Linked DNA regions of Homo sapiens: region 2 is linked to region 1. A link is an interaction called in ENCODE POLR2A ChIA-PET data of the cell type or tissue named here. Cell type or tissue: HCT116. All regions are shown on one strand. Links, peaks and the distances in the headings refer to the core of each region. The heading gives the core; the rest is flanking DNA.

Region 1 (11,980 bases), core at 4,344-9,343:
CTGGCCAATATGGTGAAACCCTGTCTCTACCAAAACAAACAAACAAAAATTAGCTGGGCATGCTGGCGTGCACCTGTGGTCCCAGCTACTGGAGAGGCTGAGGTGGGAGAATTGCTTGAATCCAGGAGGTAGAGGTTGCAGTGAGCCGTGATCATGCCACTGAACTCCAGCCTGAGCGATGAAGTGAGACCCTGTATCAACACACACACACACACACACACACACATACACACACATATACACAATTCAAGATGAGATTTGAGTGGGGATATGGCCAAACCATATTAGTTACCTAAAAGCAAACAAGTGGATGTAAATAAAATATTAAGTAACTGATGGTATGCACAGCACAGGAGGAAGTTTTTTGAGGAGGACTAAAGTGAGGACAGGTTGAATCACCTCCTTGAAATGTGCTGACACCCAGGCAGCATGGGCTTTCATAGACCCATTTTACAGTGGAAGAAACTGAGGCTTGGGGTGGTGGAGTCACTGGCCCAGGGACATGTTTGGAACACAGGTCAGCCCTACTACAGAAGCTGTGCTCTTTCCTTCCCTGGCGGTCCTGCCTCTGGATGTTTTCTCGAACTGTTCCAACCAGCTGGCTTTTCCTCTGCCCATCTCTGCCACTTTTTGCCCCTGCCACCTCCAGGAAGCCCTCCTGACTCTTCCAGCCCATTGCCCCTGGGTCTTTCATCACTATGACAGCTGGGCTGGGGTCTGGCACAGGAAGGGGCTTATCTACCTGTCCCACAGAAGAGAGCACACCATGGAGCTGGCCGGATACCTGTTGAGTTTGTGAGACCTTGCATTGGTGTGAAAAGGGTTAACTCACTTCATTTGCATACTGTGCCCAGATTCGTCTTGGGAATACACTGCAGCATAATTGAAGAGAGGAAGGGGAGTTGCAGATACCCTGGAGGGGTGGATGAAGGGGAAAGGGCTTATTCTGAGCAAAACGAGAGGATCCTGAGCTGGGGGAGGGGAAAGGATGTAGGGCACAGATCACCCTAACTGTTGTGGGGCCACTGAGAATGATATTCTTCTTCCCAGGGCACACCAACTTCTTTTTTCCTGCATGTTTTCCATATTTTTCCCTCAGACTATAATAAGGTTAATCTTGGTTTACATAGTTCGGACACATAGCACATCCTTCTGAAAGTTGAGCAAACAGCAATCTTAATGGGCAATTCAACCCACTCCGTGTTAACCACTATGCAGACCAGCGTGTAAGTCAATCAATAAATATCCATGAGCGGCTTCTAGTTGAGTTTAATCACATGCAGTTCTTAGAGTAGCACACGGCACATAGCAGGCACTTAATAGATGTCACCATTTTTTTGGTTTGTTTTTAAGACGGAGTCTCGCTATTTCACCCAGGCTGGAGTGCAGTGGCGCGATCTTGGCTCCCTGCAACCTCCGCCTCCCGGGTTCAAGCGACTGTCCTGCCTCAGCCTCCCAAGTAGTTGGGACTACAGGGCCGCACCACCATGCCTGGCTAATTTTTGTATTTTTAGTAGAGATGAGGTTTTGCCATGTTGGCCAGGCTGGTCTCGAAGTCCTGACCTCAGGTGATCTGCCGGCCTTGGCCTCCTAAAGTGTTGGGATTACAAGCGTGAGCCACCGTGCCCGGCCGATATTGTTATTTCACACCTTCAGAGGAGACAGCAGGCGTGGATGTGAACTTAACCCTCCCGCTGCCACCCTTGCTGGCTCCCACCCACCCTGGCCCACAGGGAATGGCTTGGACCAGGAGGCTGAGACCATGAGACGGCGAGTGGGATCGTCCTGGCAGCGGAGATGTTGCTCAGGATAAAACGGGAAGGGCTAAATAAATCTGCTTGAGATGTGTCCCAATTACCCGCTCAAACTCCTCTGCCTGTGCCTGGCACTCTGGGGCCCTGGAGAGGGGAGTTTTTCTGATGCCCTAGAGGCTCGGGGCTGCTGCAGCATTTCAGATGCAGCACACCAGTCCCCCAGCCTGTGGTCCCTGTCCTTGTCCCCCAATATTGTCATAACTTTTTTTGGGGAGCGGAGGAACAGAAAGAAACCCAAATATTGGGATGTTTCTGAGCTGGGAAGGCCCCGACATAGAACAACAGAACCTTCCATTGGATGACCACTTGTTATGTGCTGTGGGCCAAGACCTTCCCAGGCAGCTGGGCAGCAAAAATCCACGCTATGAGATCAGACTGATTATTTTTGTTCCCTTTTTGCAGCTGAGCAAACTGAGGCTCAGAGAGGAAAGGGTGGTACTGACCCTCCAATAGCTTGGGAGAGGCAGGGCTGGGCTTCCGGCCTTAGGTCTGACTCCGGCTCATTCCTTAATTCATGAATGCAGCCAACGGATATTTATTGAGCAACTCCCAAGTGCCAGGTACTGTTCTAGGCACCAGGAAAAAGCAGGGAACAAAACAGGCCAATATCTCCAGCCCTCACGTGCTGACTTTTTTAATGGGGGAGATGAACCAGATTTAAAAAAAAAAAAATGTACCACGGGTCAGATGGGACATACCAGGGAGGAACATGGAACAGGAAACAGGAAGGGTTGGGGGTGTCATTATACATAGGTGGTCACAGAAGGCCTCACTGTGATGGGTTTTTTGTTTATTATTATTATTATTTCGAGACAGCATCTCACTCTGTCACCCAGGCTGGAGTGCAGTGGCACAATCTCAGCTCACTACAACCTTCACCTCCCGGGTTCAAGCAATTCTCCTGCCTCAGCCTCCTGAGTAGCTGGGATTCCAGGCATGCACCACCACACTGGCTAATTTTTGTATTTTTAGTAGAGACGGGGTTTCACCATGTTGGCCAGGCTGATCTTGAACTCATCGCCTCAAGCGATCTGCCCGCCTTGCCTCCCAAAGTGCTGGGATTACAGGCATGAGCCACTGCACCCGGCCCATCACTGTGATGTTTGAACAGAGGCCAGGATGAAGTGGGAGAAGAGCTTTCCAGGCAGATGGCACAGCCCATGCAAAGGCCCTGGGGCAGGACCGTGCCTGGCGTGTTGGAGGATCAGCAAGGAGGCCCATGTAGCTGGAGCAGAGTGAGGAGTGGGAAAGAGGGAGTAGAAAAGGCAGGAACAGGGCAGGGTGTGCAGGGCCTTCTTGGCCACAGGAAGACTTGGGCTTTTCCCCTGAGGGAGGCGGGAGCCATGGAGGGTCATAGGCAGAGGAGGGGCAGGACCTGATTCAGATGCTCACAGGTGCCCTCTGGCTGCTGTTGCGGGGAGGACAGACTGTGAGGAGGCAGGGTGGGACTCAAGGGACCAGGGTGGAGATGACTACACTGGCCCAGGTGGGCAATGCTGGGGCTGGATCCAGGGAGAGGCTGAGGGAGTGGGAGAAGTAGCCAGTCTGGGGACAGACAGAGACAGAGTGACCCTCAGCCAAGCTTCTGACCCGCTTGCAGGCTTTCTGGGGCCTGGACAACCTGCAGGCACCAATGAGGGCCACATGCTCATCATTAACCCAGATGATGGGGGTTCAGGGGGCTGCTGCCTGATCAGGATTTGACCCACGGGTGTGCACCAATCAGAGTTAGTACACAGAACTCCCAAGTCTCCTGGCCTCTCCAGCTGCTACCCCCAGGCCCTGTGCAGCAAGGTCGAGGAGGACACACCCCCACCCCCAGACCGGGCCGCCTGTGCCCCCAGTGACTCTGTGTATTGGCTCCTGTTCTACCCTTTTGCATAGCTGTGCATTCCCCTGAGCACTTTAGCAGGAGCCCCCAGAGGGCGGAGCAGGAGGCACCGGTGACATCATTCTCAGGGCCAGCCACTCCCAGTGTGCACCAGACCTGATCAAGATCCAAAGACGACCAGAGTTCCCAGATGACACTGGGGCTGCAGGCGGTGCCTGAAATAGCATTTCACAAGTGCAGCCTCTGTTCCAGGCACTGTTCCTGGGGCTTTGCAATGACCCCTGCCCTCGCAGTCCTAGGTCTGTGCTGTTACTGCCATATTTTATGGGCGAGACGCAGAAAGCCTGAGCACCAGCCCATGCCTGCACAACACAGCCAGGACTGGAAACTGTCTCTGGGCAAAGGCTGTCCCTAGGTCTCTGGTGGGAGCCCGCTCTGCCCTCAAATCAAGGGAAAGGTGAGGGGCCTGAGAGGTCAGTAATCAGTGGATTTCTCAGAGCAGAGATCCCTTCCCAATACGAACTAGACTTGCATACTTCCAGGGATGGGACCCTCACTCCCTGTACAGGAGAGGTGCCTTGGTTTTGGACAATGCTGAGAGTTAGACAATGTTTCCTTTCAGCCACTTGGGCTCCCTCTCCTTCTTTTAATCTCCCTCCTTTGACTCTGCTCCTCCTCTTCGGAAACTGCGCAGAAAAAAAATCGCCCTCTCCCCTCCTTTCCTCTCTTCTCCATCCTTCCTCTTTCTTTCCTCTCCCTCCACATCTTTCTCTACTTCCTCCCCCCCATCTCCCTTTCTCCTTCCTGTCCCTTTTTCCTCTCTCTTCTCCTCTCCATTCTCCCACCCCTTCCTCCCCTCCTCTCCTCTCCTCTTCCTCCATGAAATATTTTCAGCTGTTCCTCTGAGTATCAGAACTTGATAGAAAAGATGATTCCCCGAATTTGGAGTCAGACACTTCACTGCCTCAAAACTGTGTCGCCCTGGGCAAGTCATATCATCTCTTTGAGCCTCCATTTCCTCATCTGTTAAAAAAAAAAAAAAAAGTGATATTCCCTGTTTTGGTTTCCCCTGTAGCCTCAGTGACTAGCTCAGGGCCTGGGACACAGTAGTTGCTCAATAAGTGTTTGCCAAATGAATGAATGTTGGCACCCTTTCTTTTTCCTTTCACTTCTGGGCCCATTGATTATTCCTTGTGTGCCCCAAATCCAACCCTGCTCAAGAGAGGGCTTGGCTGGACCTTGTGACCAGTGTGGAACTGAAAAATTAGACAAAGTCTGCCTCCTGGCTTTCTTCCTCGTTGAACAATTTGCATTTAAATCATGAACTGTAATAGTTAGTTATGTCATTAGCTGCTTAACATGTCTTCCCACGCATTCTGTGTGCCAAGAGGGCAGGGCGGGGAGTTTTATTCACATTGTTCATGCTTGTAGTTCCAGCACCTCGGACAGCACCTGTCACACATTAGGTGCTCAATAAATGCCTGTGTGGTGGCTGAGGGGTGGGGTGGGAGGATGAACATAGCATGCTATAACCTTTTCTGCTTCCTTTTTCCTTATGCTCCAATCTATGAAGTTTTCTGAATCAAACACACTCCTCTTAGTGAGGTTCCAGGCAGAGAACGTGGCATGATCACCTCCCTTTTTTTGCGCTCCATACTCCTGTTAATGCAATCAGCACTTTTCTCCCTTTTTCTGCTTTTCTTCTTCAGGAGAGGAAAATGTTAAAAATGTGATGATGCAGTCGGAAGTGTTTTAAGCCTTCAGACAATTCAGACTTGAGAATCAAGTGATGGAGGAAGAGCTAAAAAAAAAATACATTCTCGTTTATTAGGAGGAGAAAGAAAGTGCCATCTCAAAAAGATCGAGGCTCGTTAATGCTGGAATATAAAGATAGACACTTCCTGTCCTCGACAGGCAAACTTCACCCACAGCTGTGGGCGCCAGGCCCTCAAGAGTGGCTGGGGCAGGACGGCTACAAAGAGAATTTGATTGCTCCGGAGTTGAAGCCCAACGTGTTCGAGGAGTCATGCCAAGATTCAGTGAAGGTCACACAGGATGCGAGCTGCTGTGGGGAGGGGTTGTCCTTGGGACTCTCCTAGGACACGGGAAGGCTCCACCTCCATGAGAAGAGGATTCATCTTCCTAGTCTGTTACATGCAAAGGTCTCGTCTGAGCCAAGTCTTGCACAGATGTCCCTTTTCCCGGGGAAGGAAGTTTCTAGCAAACACCCAGGTACTGACTGCATGACCTTGGGCACATGTCACCCTCTCGCTGGGCCTCAGTTTCCCCATCTGCCAAATGTAGAGAATATTTTAATACTTAACACGCTAATAGTAGCTATGATGGGTTGCTGTTATTATTAGCTGTTCTTACTCTTCTTATTGTTGCTTCCATAATACCCCTGCCAGGGTGTTTGTCCAGCCAGCGAGGATTTTCTTGACCCTCTGTCCCTTTGACACATCACTAGCTACCTCACTCACTGTGTGACCCCACCCTCTGGTCTCAACAGATTGGACCTGGGTGGCTATCACCACCCAGGTTATACAAACAGGCTGAGCCAATATGATTCTTTCTTTCTTTTCCTTCCTTTTTTTTTTTTCTTTCTTTCTTTCTTTCCTTCTTTCTTCTTCTTTCTTTCTCTCTCTTCTCTTTCTCTCCTTCCTTCCTTTCTTCCTTCCTCCCTCCCTCCCTTCCTTCCTTCTGTCTTTGTTTTTTGCTTTTTGTTGTTGTTGTTGTTTGTTTGTTTTTGAGACGGAATTTCGCTCTTCTCATCCAGGCTGGAGTGCAATGGCACAATCTCGGCTCATTGCAATCTCTGCCTCCTGGGTTCAAGCGATTCTCCTGCCTCAGCCTCCCCAGTAGCTGGGATTTCAGGCATCTGCCACCACGCCAGGTAAATTTTTTGTATTTTTAGTAGAGATGGGGTTTCACCATGTTGGCCAGGCTGGTCTGAACTCCTGACCTCGGGTGATGCACCTGCCTCAGCCTCCCAAAGTGCTGGGATTACAGGCATGAGCAACCACACCCGGCCCCAGAGGAATTTTTTAACAGGGAAGGGATTCCATGTCTGGCTTTAAAAGGTCGATCTAGCACATGAAGGAGCAACGTTTCCTGAAAAGTGAAAAGTCAGCCTATATTTATCCAATGACCCCGATGGCACAACCAGCTCATTGATGAGAAATATTTAATAGCTGTTTGGGGCTGCGTTGAGAAGGATTCTGAGCCTGTGGCTCAGTTCTGCAGGGAAAGGAGTGCTGCAATTTATTAGTGATGCCTGGGCCTTGACTCCCTGGGAAAGAGTTCTGTTATTGATTAGTGATGCCTGCCATGGACCATTGCATGGACCCTGGTGTTCTGTTTGTTATACATTTGCCTTCCCCGGGTTAAGTAGCTGCTGCTTCTCAGAGAAAATCCTCCACACCCTCCTACAGAGGACAGTAGGATGGCTCCAGACTCAGACAGTCAGGGGTTCCAGTCTTGGCTGGACTGCTTTCTCGCTGTGTGACTTTAGACATGTGGCTTCTCATCTCTGTGCTTCATGTTTTCTCCTCTGCAAAGCGGGAACAGAAATCTCACCCACACAGAGTTCTTTTGCAAATAGTTTTAAGTATCCGGCATGCCGTAGGGTTCTGCTGAGGTTGATATTGGCCTCTCCAGGGCCCCCTCACTGCAGCCCAAGGTCTGAAGGTAAATCAGTTTTATTTCCAGCTCCAGCTCCAAGGTGGGTTCCAACTCTGCCCTTGAGACCTGGCAGACACCCTCAGCTGCATCTTGCACCTGGGGTTTGTTCCCAGTGCTGCCACAGACATGCTCCCACTTGGTGGTGGCGTGCATGAAACAAGATGGACGCAGGGACCGTTTGGCTTGGAACTCTCCTGGGGAGGAGGTCCCCACACCTGGCGTCCACTCACCTCCCGGCAAGGGTGATTCTTGCCAGCCTGAGTGGGGACTGTTCCGTGCCTGGCTGCTTCCAGCACTTGGCCTGATGTCCCGCCATCAACATTTATGTCTGCAGGTGGCTGGGACCACTCTGCCTTCTCTGTGAATTGGCATGGACTGGAGGGACTTTGGGGAGCTGAGGGAGAAGTGGACGGCTCAGCAGCATCTTGCTGGTGCCTGACCGAGAGATGACTTTGGAGACTTTTCTCCAGAGACTTTTCTCTTTGGAGAACAATAAAAATACAGAGTGGCCTGGACGCGGTGGCTCACGCCTGTAATCCCAGCACTTTGGGGTATCGAGGTGGGTGGATCACAAGGTCAGGAGTTTAAGACCAACCTGGCCAATGTGGTGAAACCCCGTCTCTACTAAAAATACAAAAATTAGCCGGGCATGGTGGTGCACACCTGTAATCGTAGCTACTCAGGAGGCTGAGGCAGGAGAATTACTTGAACCCAGGAGGTGGAGGTTGCAGTGAGTCAAGATCGCGCCACTGCACTCCAGCCTCGGCGGCAGAGCAAGACTGTCTCAGAAAAAAAAAAAAAAGTACAGAGTGAGGCAGGGTTCACTCAGCCTCAGGACCAGGGGGGAGATGTACTCCTCCCAGACACCCCGGCCCCTTCCTGGCCCCCTGACTTTACTCCCACACCCCACTCGGACTTTGTACCCTCCACTCAGCAGCCAGAAGAAGATTTAAAAACACGAACGTGGCTGGACGCGGTGGCTCACGCCTGTAATCCCAGCACTCTGGGAGGCCGAGGTGGGCAGATCACCTGAGGTCAGGAGTTCAAGACCAGCCTGGCCAACATGGTGAAACCCCGTCTCTACTAAAAATACAAAAAATTAGCTGGGCGTGGTGGTGGGTGTCTGTAATTCCAGCTACTCGGGAGGCTGGAGCAGGAGAATCGCTTGAACCCAGGAGGTGGAGGTTGCGGTAAGCCGAGATTGCGCGACTGCAACCCAGCCTGGGTGACAGAGTGAGATTCTGTCTCAAAAACAAACAAACAAACAAACAACAACAACAACAACAAAACTGGAATCAGGTCAGGCCACCCCTTCTCCAGACCCTTCCACGGGCCTCCTCCAGTGCTCTCCCCATAAAGTTCATATTCCTCCCCAGACCCCCTGCCCATCTCTGAGCCTCAGTTTGTTCACCTGTCAAATGGGTCTATGAGCCATCAGACTGTGAGCCCACAATTGGCCATCTTGTTCCTTGCTGTATCCCCAGCACCTAGAACAGCACCAGACACACAGCAGGTGCCTAATAAATGAATGGAGGAATAAGCAAGCAAACCAATCAGCAAATTCATTCACACTTACAGGCTCAGCTCTGTCCTTCTGTGGCCTCAGTGACTCCTGCCTGGTCCACCTCTGGCTGCCTCTCTGAGCTCCGTCTTTCTGGGATTGATGAGTTGGGTCTAAGCAGAGGCCCAGGGTACAGATGTCACTGTGGCCTCTGTGTCCCCCACCTGTGTCCCCGCAGCTCCCGGGCTGCAGCCTGTGAGGGAAGACAGATGGGCTCATAATGTCCAATGAATCATAGCCACTGCATCCCAGCCTGGACACATGCCCAGCCCACTCATCCGCGGGTCTGTGACATGTAAGAGTTGGCGCTACTCTTCCCCTGTGTGTGCCAGACCCTGTGTGGCCACCTGGGTTGGTGTCATCCAGGGGAAATAACAGGCTTTGTTCTCCCCGCCCCATCTGACCGGTTTTCTCCTCTCTGCCACAAAAGTCAACATTCTGGACAAGGGTGGGAGGAAGTAGTGCTTCCACATTTCGCAGGAGGACTAACATTAATTAAGCACTTAATATGTAATGGGCACCATTTGGAGCCCTTTATTACAATTTCCACATTTAATCCTCCAACAATCCTATTACCAGCCCCATTTTACAGATGGGGAAACTGAGGCACAAGTGACTTGCCCAAGGCGCAGAGCCACCAAGAGTGCTTATGGCAGTATTGTCTCCAATAGCAAAAATGGAAGCAACCTAGATGTCCACCCATGGGGAATGATTAAAATACTCTGTTTTTTTGTTTTGTTTTGTTTTGTTTTGTTTTTTGAGATGGAGTCTAGCTCTGTCCCCCAGGCTGGAGCGCAGTGGTGCGATCTCGGCTCACTGCAAGCTCCACCTCCCGGGTTCTCGCCATTCTCCTGCCTCAGCCTCCCAAGTAGCTGGAACTACAGGCCCCCACCACCACGCCCGGCTAATTTTTGTGTTTTTGTAGAGACGGGGTTTCACCGTGTTAGCCAGGATGGTCTCCATCTCCTGACCTCATGATTCGCCTGTCTCAGCCTCCCAAAGTGCTGGGATTACAGGCGTGAGCCACCATGCCCAGCCAATACGCTGATTTTAATTAAAACATTAACCAGGTGTAGTGGCACACACCTGTAGTCCTGGTGACTCGAGAGGCTGAGGCATGAGGATCACTTGAGCCCAGGAGTTGGAGGGTACAGTGAGCTATGGTCACACCACTGCACTCCAGCCTGGGCAACAGAGCCAGATCCTGTCTCTAAACAAGAAAACAACAACAACAAAAAAATTAGACCAGGTGTGGTGGCTCACACCTGTTATCCTACCACTTTGGGAAGCTGAGGTGGGGGGGTTGTTTGAGGCCAGGAATTTGAGACCAGCCTGGGCAACATAGCAAGACCCCATCTTTAAAACAAATTAAAAGAAAATTAGCCAAGCACTGTGGCACACACCTGTGGTCCCAGCTACTCGGGAGGCTGAGGCGGGGGGATCACTTGAGCCTGGCGAGTGGAGGTTGTAGTGAGCAGAGAGTGACAAAGAAAGACCCTGTCTCAAAGCAAAAAGACAGAGAGAGGAAGAAAAAATTTAAAACCCAGTCTGGTTCCATAGAATACCAAAAAGAATTGCAAACAAGTGTTCAAACAAAAACTAGTACACACATATTCATAACAGCTTGATTCGCAATTTTCAGAAGCTGGAAACAACCTAACAGTCCGTCAACGGATGGATGAATAAGCAAAAGCGGTCCATGCATGCCGTGGAATATATTCAGCCATAAAAAGGAATGAAGTTCTGGCCGGGTGTGGTGGCTCACGCCTATAATCCCAGCACTTTGGGAGGCCGAGGCAGGCAGATGACTTGAGGTCAGGAGTTTGAGACCAGCCTGGCCAACATGGCGAAACCCTGTCTCTACTAAAAATACTAAAATTAGCCAGGCACGGTGGTGCATGCCTGTAATCCCAGCTACTTGGGAGGCTGAGGCAGGAGAATCGCTTGAACCCGGGAGGCAGAGGTTGCAATGAACCGAAATGGTGCCACTGCACTCCAGCCTGGGTGGAAGAGTGAGACTCTGTCTCAAAAAAAAAAAAAAAAAAAAGAAGAAGTTCTGATCCACACTGCAGTGTGGGTGAACCTTGGGAAGGTTATGCTCAGTGAGAGGAGCCAGACACAAAAGAACAGAGACTATATGATTCCAGTTATTGAAAATGTCTAGAATAGGCAAATTAATCAAGACAGACAGCAGTGTAGAGGCTCAGGAGAGGAAAGCGGGAAGGTATTGCTTCATGGGTACAGAGTTTGGATTGATAAAAATGTTTTGGAAGTAGATGGTGGTGATATTGAACAATATTGTGAATGCACTTTAATGCCATTGAACATTTTTATTTTTATTTTATTTTATTTTATTTTATTTTATTTTATTTATTTATTTATTACTTTTTGGGATAGAGTCTCACTCTGCTGCCCAGGCTGGAGGGCAGTGGCGTGATCTCAGCTCACTGCAACCTCTGTCTCCCGGATTCAAGCGATTCTCCTGCTTCAGCCTCCTGAGTAGCTGGGATTACAGGTGCTCACCACCACGCCTGGCTAATTTTTTTGTATTTTTGGTGGAGGCGGGGCTTCACCATGTTGGCCACCATACCCGGCCCCACTGAATATTTTTAAATGAATAAAGTAATAAAGTTTCTATTATGTGTGTAATTTACCACCATAAAAAATTAATAGTCTGGGCCAGACGCGGTGGCTCAAGCCTGTAATCCCAGCACTTTGGGAAGCCGAGGCGGGCGGATCACCTGAGGTCAGGAGTTCGAGAGCAGCCCAGCCAACATGGTGAAATCCTGTCTCTACTAATAATACAAAAGTTAGCCAGACATGGTGGTGGGCGCCTGTAATCCCAGCTACTCGGGAGGCTGAGGCAGGAGAATCACTTGAATCCGGGAGGCAGAGGTTGCAGTGAGCAGAGATCGCACAATTGGACTCCAGCCTGGGCAACAAGAGCTAAACTGTCTCAAAAAATAAGAAATAAATAAATAATAGTCTGCTTTATTCCCTCAGTGGAATACTATGCAGCTGTATAAGAATTGGGAGTCATTTTGTTGTGTTTTGAGAGAGGATCTCACTCTGTCGCCCAGGCTGGAATGCAGT
Region 2 (11,980 bases), core at 2,327-7,326, 94 kb after region 1:
AAGATGGAACTGCTGTTCTTGAACATTTCAAGCCAAGCCACTAGGAGGGACCCCTCAGAGCTCTGATATCCTCACACAGTCAGGGCAGTCCTGGGGTCGGGGAGTCCTCAGAAATAAGTTCAAATCCTGGCTCTACCACTGCTCTGCTGTGCAACCTTGGCAAGTCGCTTTCCCTCTCTGGGCTCGGTTTTCTCAGCTGTCATTCGGATGTGCCTCGTTTCTGGCCCCTCCACATCTCAGCCGAGGGCTCTGCCTCCAGAACTGGCCCACTTTCACTCGTCCACGCCCACCCATCGGCTCCTGCCTGGATCAAGACCGTCACTTCCTCCCTCTCCACACCTCTCCACCCGTCACTCTCCGCATCAAACGAAGCCTTTAAAAGCATTAATCAGCTCCCTGTGGCAAAAGGCTTGAACTGCCACTTCACCAAAGAAGACACACAGATGGCAAAAAAAAAAAAAAAAAAGCACGTGCAAAGATGCTCAATGCCATTAGTCATTGGAGAAATGCAAATCCAAACCACAGTGAGATATCACTTCACACTTGCTAAAATGGCTAAAATTCTTTCAGCTGACAATACCAAGAGCGGGTGAGGATGGCGAGCATCCGAAGCTCTCCTACGCTGCCCATGGGAAGGCAAAACGGTGCAACCCCTTAACTCCTTATGAAGTTAGACATACATGCACCAAACCCCCCACAGCAATCCCACTCCAGGGAACTCCCCCAAGAGAGATGGAAACACACGTCCGTGCAAAAACCCGTACCTGGCAGTTTCTAACAGCTCTATTCCTAATCTCCCCAAACTGGAAGCGATCCAGCAGGTGTGTTTGCATAAACACACCGGGTCACCTCCACGCAGCGGAGTGCTATTCGGCAGTCATAAGGAAACAGCACCCGAGACACGCAACAATGTGGGTGATATTCAAATGCATTCTGCAGAGCGAAAGACGCCAGACACAAAAGGCCGCCCGCTGTATGCTCCCATTTATAATGATGTTCTGGAAATTGCTCTGGGAACCCCCGGGTGTGTCTTCTCCTCCAGGAAAAGGCTAGGGGCAGAGACTAGGGTGTGTGTGTGTTTGTTGGGGGGGGCGGGGGGAGGTGGAGGTGGGAGTTGGTTGGGACGGAGTCTTGCTCTGTTGCCCAGGCTTGAGTGCAGTGGCGTGATCTCGGCTCACTGCAACCTCCGTCTCCTGGGTTCAAGCGATTCTCCTGCCTCAGCCTCCCGAGTAGCTGGGATTACAGGCACCTGCCACCACGCCCAGCTAATTTTTGTGTTTTTAGTAGAGTGGGGTTTCACCATATTGGCCAGGCTGGTCTTGAACTCCTGACCTCAGGTGATCCACCTGCCTTGACCTCCCAGAGTGCTGGGAGTACAGGCATGAGCCACCGCGCCCAGCCTGTTTTTTGTTTGTTGAGACAGGGTCTTGCTCTGTTGCCCAGGCTGGAGTGCAATGGTGTGATCGTGGCTCACTGCAGCCTCAACCTTCTGGGCTCAAGCAGTCCTCCTGCCTCAGCCTCTCAAGTAGCTATGACCACAGGTGCACACCACCATGCCTGGTTTGTTTTTGTTTTTGTTTTTGTTTTGTTTTTTGTTTTTATTTTTGTTTTGTTTTTGTAGAGACGGGTCTCACCATGTTGCCCAAGCTGGTTTCAAACTCCTGGACTCAAGCGATCCTCCCACCTCAGCCTCTCAAAGTGCTGGGGTTACAGGCGTGAGCCACCATGCCTGGCCAAGACAGGTTTTGTCCACTGAAGCATTCCTGGTAGAGGACAAAGGGACATAAGGAAACATTTTAGGGAGATGGGACTGTTCTGTATCTTGATAGTGGTGGGGTTACGTGATTGTGCATTTGTCAAAATTCATAGACCTGTAGACTAAACATTAATGACCACTTCTCCTCTGCTCCCAGACGCAGTCTCCTCTGGCTACACTGCCCATTTTGACGTTTCCTGCCTGAGGACCTCTGCATTTGCTGTTCCCTCTGCCTGGAATGCTGTTCCCCATATCTCCCTTCATGTCTTTCTGTGGTTGAATCTTTCCAATCTATTTTTTTTTTTTTTTTTTTTGAGTTGGAGTTTTGCTCTGTCGCCAGGCTGGAGTGCAATGGAGCAATCTCAGCTTACTGCAACCTCCACCCACCTCCCAGGTTCAAGCGATTCTTCTGCCTCAGCCCCCCAAGTAGCTGAGACCACAGGTACATGCCACCATGTCCGGCTAATTTTTTGTATGTTTAGTAGAGACGGGGTTTCACCATATTAGCCAGGCAGGTCTCGAACTCCTGACCTCATGATCCACCCACCTCGGCCTCCCAAAGTGCTGGGATTACAGGCGTGAGCCACCACGCCTGGCCAAATCGTTCCCATCTTTTAGGTCTCTGCACATATGTCACCTCCTCAGGGAGGCCCTCCCTGATCACTCCTAACTAAATTCACCACCCCCCTCCATAACCCGCTATTCCATCACCATGTTGCACTAAAAAACAAAAACAAAAACAAAAAAACTGCAATTCATTAGATAATAAATTCCCTGAGAGTGGGGTCTCTCTTGGTCACAGCAGTGTCCCCAGCACAGCACTAGCGGATAGCAGGTGCTCATTAAATATGGATCAAGAGGCAGGAGTTTGAGATCAGCCTGCGCAACATGAAAAAACCCACTACAAAAATTAGCCAGGCATAGTGGCGCATGCCTGTAATCCCAGCTGATTAGGAGGCTGAGGTAGGAGAATCGCTTGAACCCGGGAGGTGGAGATTGTGGTGAGCCGAGACTGCACCACTGCACTCCAGCCTGGGCAACAGAGCAAGACTATGTCTCAAAAAAAAAAAAAAAAAGAGAGAGAGAGAGAGACAGTCGAGTGAAAGAGCAAAGCACACAGGGCTCTGTGAACCCGGGTTTGAATTCAGGCTTGGCCCCTGGTATGCTGTGTGGCTTCAGGTAAATCGAATCACCTCTCTGTTCCTCATCTGGAAGGTGGAATTAACATGCCTCTCTTGCAGGAGTGTGGGGAGGTTTAATCCAGCAGGCACCAGCCCTGAGCTCCCTGAGTCCTCCTGTGGGCAAAAGCCCCAGTCCTCATTTGCAGATGCCCTGGAACCTACCTAGCCTCGCCCAGCCAGGGTGCAGCCTCAGGGAATGCTTGCTGAATGGCAGAATAGACAAATCAGTGACAACACAAGCAAATGCCTTTTCCTGGTAATTAAGTTCACTTGGTAATTAAGTCCTCAAACATCCCAGCCCTCCCTCATCTTAGCCCTAAGGACTTATTTTGCAATTCTCCAAAATGCTCAGAATCAACTGCACCGCCCGTCCCTTCACACGGACTGTGAACCAGGCATCGCCTGGTGTGCTCTTTCCCCCAACTTCCACTTTTCTTGCCAAGTTCCTACTTGTCCTTCAAGTCCACTTGAAATCTCCCCTCCTCCAGGAAGCCTGCCCTGAACCCCATTATCTGGGCTCCCTCAGCCCTGGCTGTCTGGGTCCATCTCTTACCCAAGCCTGGGGCTCCTTGAGGGCTGGGCAGGGGCTGGAGAACTCTTGGAGTCCGCTGTGTTTCCCAGCGCAGATGTGGGCACCCAGTGGGGAACCCTAAATACTCAGTGAGTGCATTCATGGGGCCAGGGTTCAAATCCCAGCTCAGTCACTTTGCGGCTTTGTAGTCCTAGTGAGTCTGGTCCCCTGTCACAGACTCAGTTTCCCCCCTCTAGAAGATGGGGTGTCCACAGGAACCTGGCCCTGGATGCAGGGGGTCAGCGGAGTTTCCCGCAAGGCACGGTCACAGGCTGCAGGCTGCATTGCTCAGTGGCAGTGCTGGTGGCTCCTGCCATCCCCGAGTGCCCCCCTCCTCTGGGGCTCAGTTTCCCCATTTGGCCACACTCCCCCTTAGACAAACACAGACGGGGCGCCACCTGGCTGGGCAGGAGGGGGCCTCGGCAGCTTCTCACGAAGAACAGCAGCCAAGGTGGGGGCTGGCGGGGCTGGCACAGGCCGGCCTCGTTAAGCTGCCAGTCCTTGGCACCACTCTGCTTTCGTGGAGGCGTCTGGAGAAGGGCCCAGGCCTGGCTGTTGGGGGACTGAGGAAGCTGGGATGAAGCTGAGACCCTTTTTCAGAGGGGGCAGGCCCTGAGTGATGGCAAGGAGTTCTATGTTCACTTATTAAGCATCTACTGGATGCCAGACCAGGCTACTCAGGCAGGGCGTTTGCCCGTGCTGTTCTAGCTGCCAGGATCGCGTTTCCTGTTCATAGCACTATCCACTGCTCATTCTGATCTCAGTCTAGAAGACACCACCTCCAGGAAGCCTTCTAGATTCTCTAGAATAAGCCAGGTGCGGCCGGGCGCGGTGGCTCATGCCTGTAATCCCAGCACTTTGGGAGGCCGATGCGGGCGGATCACGAGGTCAGGAGATCGAGACCATCCTGGCTAATGCAGTGAAACCCCGTCTCTACTAAAAATACAAAAAATTAGCCGGGCATGGTGGTGGGCGCCTGTAGTCCCAGCTACTCGGGAGGCTGAGGCAGGAGAATGCCGTGAACCTGGGAGGCAGAGCTTGCAGGGAGCTGAGATGGTGCCACTGCACTCCAGCCTGGGCGACACAGCGAGACTCCGTCTCAAAAAAAAAAAAAAAAAAAAGAATAAGCCAGGTGCCTCCCTTTGGGTTGGCACGGTGCCTGAGTTTTCCCCATCACAGTTTGATCACTCAATATTTTATTTTTAGAGGTGGGGTCTTGCTCTGTGGCCCGCTGCTGGAGTGCCACAGCATGATCAGAGCTCACTGCAGCCTCAAACTCCCAGGCTCAAGCGATGTTCCCGCTTCAGCCTCCCGAGTAGCTGTGATCACCCAATATTATAACTGGGCTGTGGGCAGGTCACTTAGGCCATCAACAAATGCAAACAGAGCACTTCGTACGTGGTAGGCACTATGCTTAGCACCGTCCATGCTCAGCGAACCCCGCAGTGCAGGTGCTGATGCTGCCTCCTCTTTACAGAAGGGGCAACTGAGGCTCACAGTGGCTGAATGGTGGAGTGAAGCCACATGGCCTGGAGTCTGGTGCACAGAAGGGCCCGGGAAAAGCTCATTTCCATCCCCAGGGACAGTGAGCTCACTCACCACTGAAGGAGGCCTAAGCTGGAGGTGTGGGGATTCATTCATTCAACAAATATGTATTGGGCAGCCATTGAAGGCCAGGTTACTCAAGTGTGTCCGAGTGACAGGTGGTGTTGGACGCCTCCAACATCTGTTGTCTTGTCCTCCATAGTAATAGAAGCCCTGGTTTTCAGCTGCACAGTTGGCCATTCAGAATAAATACTACATTTCCCAGCAAGCTTTCTGCCAGGCATGGCCACGTGACTAATTCTGGCCAATGCAGTGTGAGCAGAAGTGGTGCCTGGGATTTCCAAGAAGTGTCCTTAAAGGGACAGGGTGAGCTCTTCCTCACTCTTTCCTCCTCATTGCCTGGGAGGCAGATGTGATGGCTGGAGCTCACGCACCTGCCTTGTCCCACGAGGAGGAGGCCATTTACTGAGGATATGGTGGATGGAAGGAGTCTGGGCTGCAGACACCCCAGCATCTCCATGCCATCCCAGGAATGACTACTCACATTCCACATTCAGAAGCAAATCAGCCCTGTACGCCTACACCGCTGTGGTTGGGTCTTGCTTACCACAGCCAACCCGAGCCTGACCGCTACATTTGTCCCTCTCTGCTTCTGTTTTTCCACTCTTGCCTCCTCTCATGCCTGCTGGACTGAAAAACCTGCCTCTGCTTGGTAGCACTGGGCTGCAAGGGCCATCCACAGTGGCCAAGGCAGTGGCCTCTAGATAGTGTGGCCTCCGTCTGTGGCAGTAGACAGAGCAGGGGCAGGAGTGCCACCAGGGGCCGGGCATGGTGGCTCACAAATGTAACCCCAGCACTTTGGGAGGCTGAGACTGGCAGATCACTTGAGGTCAGGAGTTCGAGACAAGCCTGGGCAACCTAGCAAAACCCCCGTTTCTATTAAGATACAAAAATTAGCCGGGCATGGCAGCATGTGCTCGTGGCCTCAACTGATCTGCCCGCCTCGGGCTCCTAAAGTGCTAGGATTACGGACATGAGCCACCATGCCCGGCCTTTTCTCCCTTTCTTAGAAGGAAAACCTCTGCAAAGATCTTATTTCCAAATAAGGTCCATTCACAGGGGTTGGTCAGAACCAGGGGTTAGGGGTTCAACATCTCTATTTGGGGCCCACCCACTACATGGTACAAGAGATTTGTGTGGGAGGTGATCTCAGAAGCTGTGGGAGGGGAGAGAAGTGGGTGGGGAAGGGAAGGAGACAGTAGCGGGCTCATTGACAAGACAGTACTGGGTTCGTTGACTTATGGAGCTCATTCGACTGGGGACCTCTAGGAGATATGGTAGAACATACTTCGATTTGTCCCATAAGAGGGACGAGGGAGTGGGGGCATTTATCTACCACCTCCCATCTGTCACTGGCTGAGGGCTGCTCTGAGAGGTATTAGGCCAACACAGAAAATCTAAAGACTAAGTAGTCAGCCTGGCAAAGTGAAGTTGAGGAGCAAGAATTCTGTTCCAGGCAGAGGGAACAGCATTTGCAAAATTCTAGAGGTGAACAAAGCAAGATGCCTCTGGGACATTGCAAATCATCCAGGCTTCAGAGATTGGCAGGCGCCCAACCACAGGGGTGCATGTAGGCCACAGAGAAGAGTGTGGGCTTTATCTGGAGGGCAATGGGGAGCCATGGGAGAGTTTAGAGCATGGGAAAGACTATGTTACAGGTCTGGAAGCTGAGGCCCAGAGAGGCTAAGGAATTTAGCTGATGTCATACAGCTTATGAATGGCAGAGACAGAAATCCGACTTGAGTGGGCTGCAGACAGATTGAGGGTGTGAAATTTGGGGGATGGGGACTGGGGAGGAGGTGAGGCTGATGCCCAGGGCTGAAGCTCAGGCAGGGGGCACAGTTGGAGACCCAGCTGGAGAGGCAATGCTATAGGGAGAGAGAATGAAGCTGGTGCAAGCCTGGAGGCCAACCTGGCGGTGCGGACTTGGGACCACTGACCCCCACCAGCCCCACCCTGACCCTGGCACTTGACTCTCCCTCCAAATCAAGTCCAGGAGGGCTCTGAGGATATATGGACTCAGACCTGAGTCCGGATAAAAGAGCCAGCTACGGAGAGAAAGGGCTTTCCAGGCAGGAGGCCCAGCCCATGCAAAGGCCCTGGGGCAGGATCCTGCCTGGTGTGTTGGAGGAACAGCAAGGAGATCTGTGTGGCTGGAGCAGAGTGAGGGATGGTGACAGGGGGTCAGGAATTTGGGTTTTAAGCACTGATCTCATTGTAGGGGGGCGTGGCTTGAACAAGTCTGGGTCACTCTTGGAGTCTCAGACAAGGGTAACATTGAACCTTCTACAGTGTGTTGCTAGGAACCTCCAGAAGCTGATGCTGGTAGCGTCTTCGCACAGTGAGGGCTGAATCTGCACTGCTGGGGGCCGGCAGCCCTTTTGAAGCATCCCTGGGCCTCCTTGGGTCCAAAGATACCCTGAGCCTTCAAGAAGTTATCTCAAAGCTTGCCCGGGTACCGGCAAATCACAGACCTAGGAATGATCCATTGGCCACAGGCCCAGGCAGCTGGCAGCTCCTGGGACAGAATGTAGCAGGGCGATGTCACAGAAGCTGGGGGCATCTAGAACCCTGGTGACTCCTGGTCTCCATGTCATCTGCCAGAAAGGCCACCTGCGCCAGCACCTCCTGAGACCGGCCTTCAAAGACACGACGCATGCCGCTCTGCCGTCCGGAGCACTTAATGCCTAGAGCCAGCAGGGTCCCAGTGGCCGCGTCACTGCCTCTGAGCCACGCGGTCATTCCAACTCAACTGCCCTCGCGTCCTGGCCACAGGCCCCCTGGGAGACCCCGGAGATGCCCAAAGGCCTCATGCCTGCCGCCTCCAGTGGGACCTAGCAGCACACAGACAGCGAAGCGGGTGACCATGGGGTGGCCACGGCCGGGCCGAGCCCTCGTGGCAGTCAAAGCCTTGCTGGTCTTGTCGCTGCTCCAGGTGCCCGCGCAGGCAGTGGTACGGGCCGTGCTGGAAGACAACTCGAGCTCGGTGGACTTTGCGGATCTGCCGGCGCTGTTCGGCGTCCCCCTGGCCCCCGAGGGCATACGGGGCTACCTGATGGAGGTCAAGCCAGCCAACGCGTGCCATCCCATCGAGGCCCCGCGACTGGGCAACCGCTCTCTGGGCGCCATCGTGCTGATCCGCCGCTACGACTGCACCTTCGACCTCAAGGTGCTGAACGCCCAGCGCGCCGGCTTCGAGGCGGCCATCGTGCACAACGTCCACTCCGACGACCTCGTGAGCATGACCCACGTCTACGAGGACTTGAGGGGCCAGATCGCCATCCCCTCAGTGTTCGTGAGCGAGGCCGCCTCGCAGGACCTGCGGGTCATCCTGGGCTGCAACAAGTCGGCCCACGCGCTGCTCCTGCCCGACGACCCACCGTGCCACGACCTGGGCTGTCACCCCGTGCTGACCGTGTCCTGGGTGCTGGGCTGTACCCTGGCCCTGGTCGTATCAGCCTTCTTTGTCCTGAACCACCTGTGGCTCTGGGCCCAGGCCTGCTGCAGCCACAGACGGCCGGTGAAGACGTCTACCTGCCAGAAGGCCCAGGTCCGCACCTTCACGTGGCACAACGACCTGTGTGCCATCTGCCTGGATGAGTATGAGGAGGGCGACCAACTCAAGATCCTGCCCTGCTCCCACACCTACCACTGCAAATGCATTGACCCCTGGTTCTCCCAAGCCCCCCGGCGCTCCTGCCCCGTGTGCAAACAGTCGGTGGCCGCCACAGAAGACAGCTTTGACTCCACCACCTACAGCTTCAGGGACGAGGACCCCTCCCTACCGGGCCACCGGCCCCCCATCTGGGCCATTCAAGTCCAGCTACGCTCCCGGAGGCTGGAGCTGCTGGGCCGCGCCAGTCCCCACTGCCACTGCAGCACCACGTCCCTGGAGGCAGAGTATACCACTGTCTCCTCAGCCCCTCCTGAGGCCCCTGGTCAGTAAAGATCTAGGGCAGGGAGGGGGGTGCAATGAGGAATGTTTCTGGTCTGAAAAGAATAAAGTGGGTTTGAAAGCGGATTCTCAGCCTCGCTGCTGTTGGGCCACCCGCCTCTGACTGGGGTTGGGGGACACCCATCCCCATCAAGCCTAAGGCCAATCCCCGTTTCTGCGGGCGGGAGAGCGAGGGGTGGTGAGGGCTGGGGGGCCTTTTTGGGGCGGCTGTGACCGTGGTGCCGGAGTGGCTTTGAGACGGGTCGTCTGTGCTTTGGTTCCAGTCCCGGGCACACGGGTCACTCATCCTGGATGGCCTTATTCTTCATTCACATTTTTTCTTTTAAAATAAACGTTTTATTTTGGAACTGGTTTAGATTTCCAGAAAAGTTGCAAAGGTGCCATAGAGTTCTCCAACCCCTTTTACTCCGTTTCCTCTTATGTCTCATGGGATCCCAGGTGTGATGGGATGGGAGGCCGAGGTGGGAGGTTCGCTCAAGGTTAGAGGTTTGAGACCAGCCTGGGCAACATAACAAGACCCCACCTCTACAAAAAAATTTTCTTAGGCCGGGCGTAGTGGCTTACGCCTGTAATCCCAGCACTTTAAGAAGCCAAGGCGGGCGGATCATGAGGTCAGGAGATCAAGACCATCCTGGCCAACATGGTGAAACCCTGTCTCTACTAAAAACTACAAAAATGAGCTGGGCGTGGTGGTGCGTGCCTGTAGTCCCAGCTGCTCGCTACTCAGGAGGCTGAGGCAGGAGAATTGCTTGAACCCAGGAGGTGGAGGTTGCAGTGAGTTGAGATCACGCCACTGCACTCCAGCCTAGCGACAGTGAGGCTCCGTCTCAAAAAAGAAAAAAAAATTCATTAGCCAAGTGTGGTGATACATGCCTGTAGTTCCAGCTACTTGGGAGGCTGAGGTGGGAGGATTGCTGGAGCCTGGGAGGTGAGCTATGATCACACCACTGCACTTCAGCTCGGGCAACAGAGTGAGACCCTGTCTCAAAAAAAAAAAAAAAAAATGCAAGGAGGCAAGGGAGTTTTCTGGGCAGTGAGGGGGCTGTTTGACCATGCTCCGACGAGAAATAGCTACTAGGTGAGGTCATAGGAGCAAAAGGGTCAAGGTCGCCTCTGAGACATTCCCTGGAACAGTGTGAATGTGAGAGTCACGTGCAAGATTCCGACTGAAGCCCAAGCAACCTCCAGAGAGCGCCCACTCTGTGCCAGACGCGGTTCCAGGCACACAGACACAGCAGTGAACAAAACAGGGGAAAGTCCCTGCTCTCCAGGGACTGCTATTCCAGGGTGGGGGATAGATACAAAGTATATAATTAAATAAATGAGCAGGGAGATGTCAGCACGAGATAAATCCTGGGGCTAAAACACAAGGGGGTCATGAGATGGAGAGAGCTTGGCGGATGATCAGGGAGATCACGGAGGAAACATGAGAACCGAGACTCAGGGCCGGGCACAGTGGCTCACGCCTGCACTCCCAGCACTTCGGGAGTCTGAGGTTAGCAAATCGCTTGAGTCTAGGAGTTCGAGACCAGCCTGGGCAACATAGTGAAACTCCATCTCTCCAAAAAAATACAAAAATTAGCGGGGTATGGTGGTGCACACCTATAGTCCCAGCTACTCAGGAGGCTGAGACGGGAGGATCACCTGAGCCCAGGAGCTCAAAGCTGCAGTGAGCTATGATTGCACCACTGCACTCCAACCTGGGTGACAGAGTGAGACCCTGTCTCAACAAAAACAAAAACAAAAAACACAAACTGAGACTGAAAGGGGAGGAAGGAGGCGTTAGTGCAGGAAGGATATTCCAGGCAGAGTGTACAGCCCATGCAAAGGCCCTGCGACAGGACTGCACCTGACATGTTGGAGGAACAGCCAGAAGCCCATATGGCAGCAGCAGAGTGAGTCAGAGGGGAGAGGGAGGAGCGTGGGAAGGGGATAGGGCAGGTCGTGCAGGCCCTCGTAGAGCTTAGTAAGGAACAGATTTTGGGCCAGGTGTGGTGGCTCACGCCTGTAATCCCAGTACTTTGGGAGGCCGAGGCGGGCAGATCACGAGGTCAGGAGATCAGGATTATCCTGGCCAACACGGTGAAACCCCATCTGTATTAAAAATACAAAAAATTAGCCAGGCGTGGTAGCGTGCACCTGTAACCCCGGGTACTCGGGAGGCTGAGGCAGGAGAATCGCTTGAACCTGGGAGGCGGAGGTTGCAGTGAGCTGAGATCGCGCCACTGCACTCCAGCCTGGGGACACAGAGACACTCCGTCTCAAAAAAAAAAAAAGAAAAAAGAAACGGATTTGTTCTGGGGTGCTGACTAAAACCACTGGAGGGTCTGGGATCAGTGGCTCACGCCTGTAATCCCAGCACTTTGGGAGGCCGAGGTGGGTGGATCACCTGAGGTCAGGAGTTCGAGACCAGCCTGGTCAACATGGCGACACCCCATTTCTACTAAAAATACAAACATTAGCTAGGCATGGTAGTGCGTGCCTGTAATCCCAGCTACTCGGGAGGCTGAGGCAGAGAATCACTTGAATCTGGGAAGCAGAAGTTACAGTGAGCCAAGATCACGCCACTGCACTCCAGCCTGGGTGACCGAGGGAGACTCTGTCTCAGTAAAACAAAGGAAAGAAAAGAAAAGAAAAGAAGAGACACAGAGACAAAGACACAGGGAAGACAGCCACGTGACAACGAAGGTAGAGATTGGAATGATGCAGCCACAAACTTGTTACCTCCTCTTTTTATGAAGACACCAGTCATACTGGATTAGGGTCCATCTTAATGACCTCATCTTAACTTGATTACGTCTGCAAAGATCCTATTTCCAAATACGGTCGCATTCCCAGATATCAGAGGTCAGGACTTCAGCATATTTTTTGAGAGGATGCAATTCAACCCATAACATAGGGGTGAGAGGGAA

What was found. Peaks named below come from ENCODE experiments on the same cell type or tissue, not always from the same donor. Only the 100,000 strongest peaks of a DNase experiment are listed, where the experiment ranks them.
Region 2: POLR2A ChIA-PET joins it to region 1 with 8 read pairs; 6 of 35 experiments call an interaction of 5 or more read pairs at or near these places.

The regions. Positions count from the first base shown.
Region 1 is chr19:5,351,463-5,363,442 of GRCh38, forward strand. No RefSeq gene overlaps it. Among named protein-coding and RNA genes, the nearest start is that of PTPRS, 17 kb to the left of the region's middle. In HCT116, for the core only: no CTCF peak of the experiment used is centred there; a DNase peak (open chromatin) is centred at 6,939; H3K4me3 peaks cover 435 bases.
Region 2 is chr19:5,447,723-5,459,702 of GRCh38, forward strand. ZNRF4 (zinc and ring finger 4) reads left to right here and starts at 7,695. Exons shown (of 1, transcript NM_181710.4): 1 at 7,695-9,134. The coding sequence starts at 7,770. The coding sequence ends at 9,059. In HCT116, for the core only: no CTCF peak of the experiment used is centred there; a DNase peak (open chromatin) is centred at 5,349.